Regions from separate parts of the Mus musculus genome. Here region 1 is linked to region 2. A link is a loop called in an ENCODE intact Hi-C map of the cell type or tissue named here. Cell type or tissue: left cerebral cortex. All regions are shown on one strand.

Region 1 (4,000 bases), 50 kb after region 2:
ATGTGCAATAAATGGAGGCATCCAGGAGGCCAGAGATATTGGGTGCCCTGGAGCTGGAGTTTCAGGTGGTGTAAGCCACCACATGTGGCTGCTGTAAACTGAATTCAGGTCCTCTGGAAGAGCATGCGCACTCTTAACCACTGAGAAAACCATCTTTTTATCCCATATGTCCTTGCTTTCTAAGACTGGATCACACTCCCTTGTACATAAACACTGCATTCTGTTAAACCCACCTGTATCCTGCAGGGCACCTGGCTCACAAGTCTTTTTTTTTCCTCTCATGTTTGAGACTGAATATATGGCCTTGCCCATGCAAGGAGCCCTTGGTCACTGAACAGCATTCCTAGTCCTGCTCCCATCTGTTGGTGACACTCACTGTCTGTGCTCTGCTTTCTTTTGTGCCACCGTAAGTCTTCTTTGGAGTGAGACAGATACAAATAAGTAATAAGCAACAGCCTTCCTGATGGCGGTGCTTGCAGCATGAGCTATGCTGAGGGAATGACTTGTCTGAGTGATCATAGTAAGTTAATACTGCTACAATTAACTTTCCTACAGAGAGAAGATGGGCTGATTATTTTAAGAGTGTAAAAACCCGAGAGCAAAAACTTCAAAACATAGAATTTCTCACAGAAGTATTGAGCTGCCTTTCGAGGCTCCACATCTTTCCGCTGCCGCACGGCTTCCACGCTCACTCGCTCCCACTGTAGAACAATCTGAAAGGAATTTGGAAAAACTTAAATCCAAACAAAACCTTGTCTTTTTTTGTTTTGTTTTTCTGAGACAGGGTTTCTGTGTGTAACTCTGGCTGTCCTGGAACTCACTCTGTAGACCAGGCTGGCCCTGAACTCAGAAATCCGCCTGCCTCTGCCTCCCAAGTGCTGGGATTAAAGGCGTGCGCCACCACACCCGGCTAACCTCATTTTAATCTCAAACTTGTCTCATTGTTCCTTGGCATCTTCCCTTTTTTCTCATCTTTTTGTTGTTTTCCTTTTTTTGTACCAGGGAGGCAAACACTGTTCCTCTTAGCTAGTCTTTGCTCCCTTTCCTGAAACACATACCTACTGATAACTTTTATTCATAAGAATCAAATCAGTTTAATCCCAGCGCTCGGGAGTCAGAGGCAGGCGGATTTCTGAGTTCCAGGACAGCCAGGGCTACACAGAGAAATCCTGTCTTGAAAAAAAAACAAATAACCAAACCAAATCAAAAGAAAACAATCAAATCAGATTGTCAAAAACTATGTATGTGTATGCTGTAGGTATCCTGCTGCGCTCACTCCTGCCCAGTTCCATCCTGCTCTAAGCTAGGAGTGAGCTGCATGAACTGCACAGCTGTAAACACTAAAAGCTAAAATCACAGTCACAGTACCTTCCACATATCCCAGACCCTATGCCTTGAAATACATCTGTAATAACTCCTATCTCCTGTGTGTGTAGGATGCCCATATTTCTATAGCCACGTGTTACAAATGTAATTTTACTTATTAGCTACTGCTGCTTTCTTTAGAAATATGACTGGACATAATAAACTATATATGACGGAATGAAATGTCAGTAATTATTTCAACATATTTTGAGTAACAAGAACTTTACATTTGATACTTCTTACTAATGCAATGCAATGATCATAATAACTATAAATGATGAAAAATACTTGCAGGATACAGAGCAGTTCAAGTATTACAGATCTAGTATGGTAGAACACATAGTTCCAGAACTGTGATTTTGGGGCCAGTCTGTGATACACAGTAAGACTCAAGATATAGACAAACAGAACTACAAACCATAAGAGCACATTTACTGGCCAGAAAGCCCATTGCTAGTGACTTAACTTCTGAGCCTCACTTTCTTGACATGTTAACTAGAGCTTAGTAATGGTGTGTATTCCACAGGGCTGTTACAAGGACTGCACAGAGGGCTATCAGTATCTATTATGCAGAAAGCACTCAGAACGTATTAGTTATGGATCCTTCAATGGTATTTCCAGGGACTGGACAATGGGTACTGATCTAAGGGAAGCCAAAATGGACTAAATCAATTTGGTGACTTGGTAGAAAATAAAGACACTGTCCTTCCAGCAACAGCAACAGAAGAAGGGCTAACTGTGAATACAGAAAAAGAAAGCAAGTTTGGACAAACTGACTTTGAGGTTCTAAGAAGACACTTGTAGGTAATATTTGGGAATATAAATGGCTTCTGATAGATTAGTAATCATTTCTTGACACTGAGAAATAGAGGTATAAAAGGGAAGGAGGAATCAGCTAAGACAGGAAAATCTCCAAGGCATGCATGTTTATATTAAATGTCATATAAAGCCAAGGAAGGTGAACACGAGGCTACCTGGCAGCTTCCAGAGACACTTAAAGTAAAACAGTAGAGGCCAAAACCAGACTGCAAGGGAAGGAAGGCAGCAAGGAGTGCGAGAGCTAAGAACACAGAGAACACAGATGCCAGGCGGTGAGGGACTCACTTGAGTAAGGATAACTGACATTACACAGAGAAAGAAAGCATCACCAGAAGGGGACACTGGGAATGTGAGGGTGAGGAGGCAAGGGAACGATAATAAATATGATAGAGGAAGCTGAAGGCTTTCAGGAATAAGACTGAAAGAATAAATAAACAAGGGCTTACCATTGAAATAAACTTGCATAGATCATTGATTTCTTTAAAAAGAAGGGAAGTAGAATACAGCAGGAGAAGTAGAGAAGTTTGGAGACAGAAAAGGAAGTGGGTTCCTGTTAGATACCTCCCTTTTCAGGGATGGGTCTGGCTGGAGTTCCTGCAAGGATCAGGAGGAGGCTAGGAAACCACTTTCTCAAAGCCCTGGAGGTCCCAGGTGATGGCAGGAAGCTACACTGGTCCAGCCTACTTACTTCAAGGCCACACTCTTAGGTGTTTTACTTGGTCTTCAAAAACTCAAAGAGAAATCCTAGCTTTTGTAAAGAAGACTCAATGTTTCCTCAAGCTAGCTACTGAGTTTATGAGGCTCAACTCTCAGTCTCTGACTCCACGACCTGTGTCTTTCCACCCTGTCACCTGCTACCAACCTGTAGGTCTTGGCAACAGCCATGTATCTAACAGATGCACCTAGGATGGAACTTGGGGTCCACATTGGCAATTACTGAACCGTGCCTATCTGGAGCCAGCTCCAAATGGTTCTGAAACACTTGACACAGGCCTTCCTTCTTATCTACTGGGAAGTGATACTATGTTCAGGCTGGTGGATAGATTCTCCACCATCCATGCCTTCTGGCTCAGAGCCAAGGAAGAACTCAGGACAAAGTCTTCCATGCTTCTGCCAGGAATCAACAGTTAAGTGTCTGAAGGTGAAAGGTGCCCCATACAGGTGAGCTGCTATCTACCTGGTACCTTTTGACTTTCTATTCAAGGCTATACTTTACCACCCGGGAAGGGCATTATGAAGTCAAGAGAAATTCAAAAGCTAGATCTTTCACTGGCAAAAGGCAAGACAGAAAAAGATCAGAGAGACTCCCCACAAAGGCTCTGGGAAAAGAAAAAGAACAGCCAGACTTGAAACCTTTACAGCGTGACACTAGTTAACTCTCTGGAATAGAGCACACTGTGAGACAACAGATCAGATCTCCTCCTCTTCTTCCTTTTTGCTTAGTGAGCATTAATTTACTTATTTCCTCAATTATTTGCAGAATAAGATGGCATCCTAGGCATGAGGCCCAGTCTCTCAAAGCAGGGACATGTTAAGATCTGACTTCCAATACTACTATCTCCTTAAGTAGATGGGTCAGTAACAGATTATCACCATTGATGATTGAGGTGAGAAGTACAATTGAGGCAAAAAAGTATTAAAGGGATTCATGTTTATTTGACATGTAGGTACCTAGAAGTAAAATGAAAAGCTGTATTAACTGTAGTGAAAAGCCCGGCATACCTGGTCAGCCCAGCCCTCTGTTTTGCAGTTACTATGATCAAATTCCTTCAAAGGCACTTTGGAGTGAACAAGGCCTATGTTTGCCCGGAGCTTG
Region 2 (4,000 bases):
GGAGGATCAAAAGTACAAACTCAGGAACTGGAGAGATAGCTCAGGAACTAAGAGCACTAGCTGCTTTTCCAGAGAACCCACATTCCATCCCAGCACCCACATAGCAGTTCACAGCTACCTGTAATTCTGGTTCCAGGGGAGCAGATGCCCTCTTTTGACCTCCATGGACACTGCATGTAGGTGATGCACAGACATACTTGCAGGCAAAATACATAAAATAAAAATAAAGTTCTTTAAAAACAAAAGTACAAGGTCATCATTGATTGCACAGGGAGGTAGAAACTAACCTAGTGTGTGAGAGACCACGTCTATGAACAAATAATTCAAATTAGGAACTAAAACTTTTCTCTTTTAGTACAAAACTTATTGTATGGTTTAAAACAAACACTTAACTCTGCTTTCTTCTTGACTTTTTTTTCCAGCTGAAAGAAACATCTTATTTTTTGGTAATCTTCTTTGTTCTTGAACTTCCCAGGAAGAGGAGTTATACGCATGCCAGAGAGGCTGCAGGCTGTTTTCAATTTGCCAGTTTGTGGATGATGGGCTTGATTTAAATCGGACCAAGCTGGAATGTGAATCTGGTAAGAGGCTATGCTAATGACGTCAGCCATGCATAACTTTGGGGCTTTCTTTGAGTTGAGTTATGCTTTTTATGTATTTTTCCTAGAAAAGGTAGACATCCTGTTTAAACTAGTCACCCACCATACTGTAACTGTAAAATTAGAGTTTTAATAGAGGCTGCTAAAAATGGCATTGGCTTTAATCCATCTGTGATGAGACAGTGTTTATTTTGTGCTGTGGATAGGATTCCTTTGTTTAACCAAGCATTCTGTTTAGACAAATGCAGAGGTAATTATACAACTCATAATTCACCACTACCTTTTCATGGATGGTATAATTTCCCTGAGCCTCTCCATCAGTCGGCTGGTTGACAGAGCTCCAAGGTTTTTACTGAATCAGGCCTTTGACTCTGAAGTGTTTTAGAGTATTCTTTATCAGTCATGCCAGCGAAAATAACCCGAGGCTTTGTCACCACTTAACCACTCTTCTTACCTTTTGGTGAAAGAGACGTGTTTAATAAAAGACACCTACAGTCAGGACACAGGGGACATTTACCTTTGTAAAGAACAGTAATGGAATCTTGTCTGTGTTCCCCAACACACACAGTATACTCCATGTGGCAGGACACAGCTGTTCCCTGAGGTGGCTCTCACACTATTGTGTGATATTGTGACCTTATTTTTGTGGCTCAGGCTCCTCACTGGCCATATTTATATATTCATAGTGCTATGTTAGCTTATCTAGAGCCTCTGAGAAGTATGTTACTTACCTGAGTGAGAAGCAGTGAACTGGAGGATTCAAGTGTGTCTGACAGCCCGTTTCAGCTGCTTCTTGTCTTAGGAGTGCTGAGGATGGAGCCCAGGACCTAGTGTATGCCAGGCCAGTGCTGTGCCCCAGCCTACTACACAGCCCCAGCCCTGTTCAGCCTTTAAAATTCCTCATTGCAGAACATTTTCTGCTTCTATTTTCTTAGAATTTAGCATAATAGACTAATTAGTTTATTTCCCCCTTGCCATATTGATGCCTTTGTTTCTCAACTGAATAATCGCAAATATTTATATAAATAACTGACAAACATTGTCTCATTCTTATATTGGGTAGTAGTCTTTCCATTTCAGACTTGCAGCAATCAAACTAGGCTAAGTGGCACAAGTCTGTATTCCTAGTTACTTGGGAGGCTGAGGCAGGAAGGTTCAAGGCTTGTCTGCACTACAGAGTGAGTTCACAGCCAATCTGGGCAACTTGGGGAGACCTTGTCCCAAAATAAAAACAGAGCTAGAGATACAGCTCAGTGGTTGAATACTTGTCTAGTTCATATAAGGTCCGGGGGTGGGGGTGGGGGGATGGAGGCTTAGAAAAATCAGCAGTCAGAGGTTTAGTCCCTCAGCCCAGATTGAAGGCTACAGCCAAGATGATGGGTTTCAACTTGCAGTGACATCATAGGGACATCAGTCTGTTTCTCCCTTCTCCACAAACTTTCCAGCTGAGTATACCTTACGTGAATGTCATCATATAGCCAGAGCCCGGGTCTGAGATGAATCCGCTCGTTCATGAGACATTGGACTTGTAGGCGAGAGATGAAAGAATGCTATTAAAGTCTCTTCTGCCTTTGCCAAGTCTGGCTGCTCACGGAGAGGAAATACTGAAGTATGTCTGTGTCTTTCCAGTCCTAGAAGTATGCCAGATCTCTCTCTTTTGCAGCTTTTGTCTTCACCCCCTCCCCTCTTTCTAAGAATTTGTCGTTTCCTCTTCCAGCGTGCACAGAAGCATATTCCCAACCTGATGAGCAGTATGCTTGTCATCTTGGCTGCCAGGATCAGTTGCCATTTGCTGAACTGAGACAAGAACAAGTAAGACACAATCCTGCCTTTCCTGGCTGCCTGCTTATGTGCTTCGACTTGGGTTATTCAACATGGTCATTGCAAGCGTGGTCTTATTTTACTGTTAGATTTTACACTTAGTTTCCATTCATCAGCATTATGTTTGCAGATGGAAAAATTACCGGAATGCTTTCTGAAAATATTTTTCTATAAAATATTATATCTGTAATCTCATCTTGTTTTTTGTCAGAGTCTAGTGAGGTACCTCCATTTTACATGTGAAAAAAAAAAAAGCAAAAAAACCCCCCAAAACCCTAAATTGGCTTAAGAGAAGGTGATACTGGAGTCCCTCTCTTGAGCGCCTTTGCCACCGCCTCGAATCATCATTGCCGTCAGTCATCTGTATTGTTCAGTTCACTTTTAGACTGTTTTCAACTCAGCCCTTTCTAGTTCTTTCTTTATCCTGGGTCTGGCTATCTTTCTTTCTAAATGGAAATCTTGTCATCTTCCTACATTAGTAGTTCAGTAGTTCACAGGTACATACAGGGTTGAGTACCAACCGCTTCCCAGAGCCTAGCTCCCGAGAGCCTCTACTGCGTCATCTCCTCTTCCTCCTCCTCGGAAACTCTGTCCTGGGGAAAGGATTTTAAGTTTTATGTCTATTCACTCATTTGTTCTGGTTTTTTGAGACAGGGTTTTTCTGTATAACAGCTCTGGCTCTCCTAGAATTCGCTTTGTAAACCAGGCTGGCCTTGAATTCACAGAGATCTACTTACTTCTGTCTCCCAAGTGCTGGGATTAAAGACGTCTACCACCATGCCCTGCTGGATCTTAAGTTTTAGGAAAAAATGTTTTGTTTTGTTTTGTTTTTTTAAGATTTACTTATTTATTTCATGTATGTGTGTACACCATCGCTGCCTTCAGACACACCAGAAGAGGGCATCAGATCCCATTACAGATGGTTGTGAGCCACCATGTGGTTGCTGGGATTTGAACTCAGGACCTCTTGAAGACCAGTCAGTGCTCTTAACTGCTGAGTCATCTCTCCAGCCCGGATAAAATGTTTTTAATTAATTCGTTTTAGACAATAATTTTTCAATATTGTGCATAAGCAATATAGTCTGTATGAAGCTCAAGGTACAGTGTTTACAACTCGGAGGGTGTGTCTCTGTCCTTTGCACTGGACACGGGTGCAGATGCTCCCATGGGAACAAGGCTTTTTCTCCACTGTGCAGCCAGGGTTACTCATGCTGGAGTACTTTATATGTGTGCAAGGATGTGCAAATGGTTTTGGTTAATATAAGCACAAAAAGCTTATCTTCTTTCACTATATGATATTCCATACATATACATTGTGGTATCAAAAGCCCCTGTTTTGGGGGTTGGTTTTTTGTTTGTTTGTTTTTGGGCAAGATCTCACATAGTTCAGGTTGACCTCAAACTTGTTATATAGATGAAGGCCTTGAAGCTCCTGATTTTAGAATTACAGGGTTGAGCTGTCACGCCCAACTAAAGCAGCCTCTTGTTAGAGAACATAAAGTTCCTTCTGATAGTTTTCTTTTATAAGTGTTATACATTTGTGAGTATGTCATAAAATAAGAACATAAGATTAGAATTGC

The links. A loop is a pair of places that touch in the nucleus more often than their neighbours do. Peaks named below come from ENCODE experiments on the same cell type or tissue, not always from the same donor. Only the 100,000 strongest peaks of a DNase experiment are listed, where the experiment ranks them.
Region 1: it touches region 2 in a loop (3-fold over the local background); 6 of 42 quality-filtered maps call a loop at or near these places.

The regions. Positions count from the first base shown.
Region 1 is chr4:107,235,172-107,239,171 of GRCm38, forward strand. Lrrc42 (leucine rich repeat containing 42) reads right to left here. Exons shown (of 8, transcript NM_029985.2): 6 at 3,907-4,000; 7 at 629-713. Among named protein-coding and RNA genes, the nearest start is that of Lrrc42, 16 kb to the right of the region's middle. In left cerebral cortex, no CTCF peak of the experiment used is centred here; no DNase peak of the experiment used is centred here.
Region 2 is chr4:107,185,303-107,189,302 of GRCm38, forward strand. Tmem59 (transmembrane protein 59) reads left to right here. Exons shown (of 8, transcript NM_029565.3): 2 at 476-581; 3 at 2,317-2,411. Among named protein-coding and RNA genes, the nearest start is that of Tmem59, 8.7 kb to the left of the region's middle. In left cerebral cortex, no CTCF peak of the experiment used is centred here; DNase peaks (open chromatin) are centred at 2,194 and 2,284.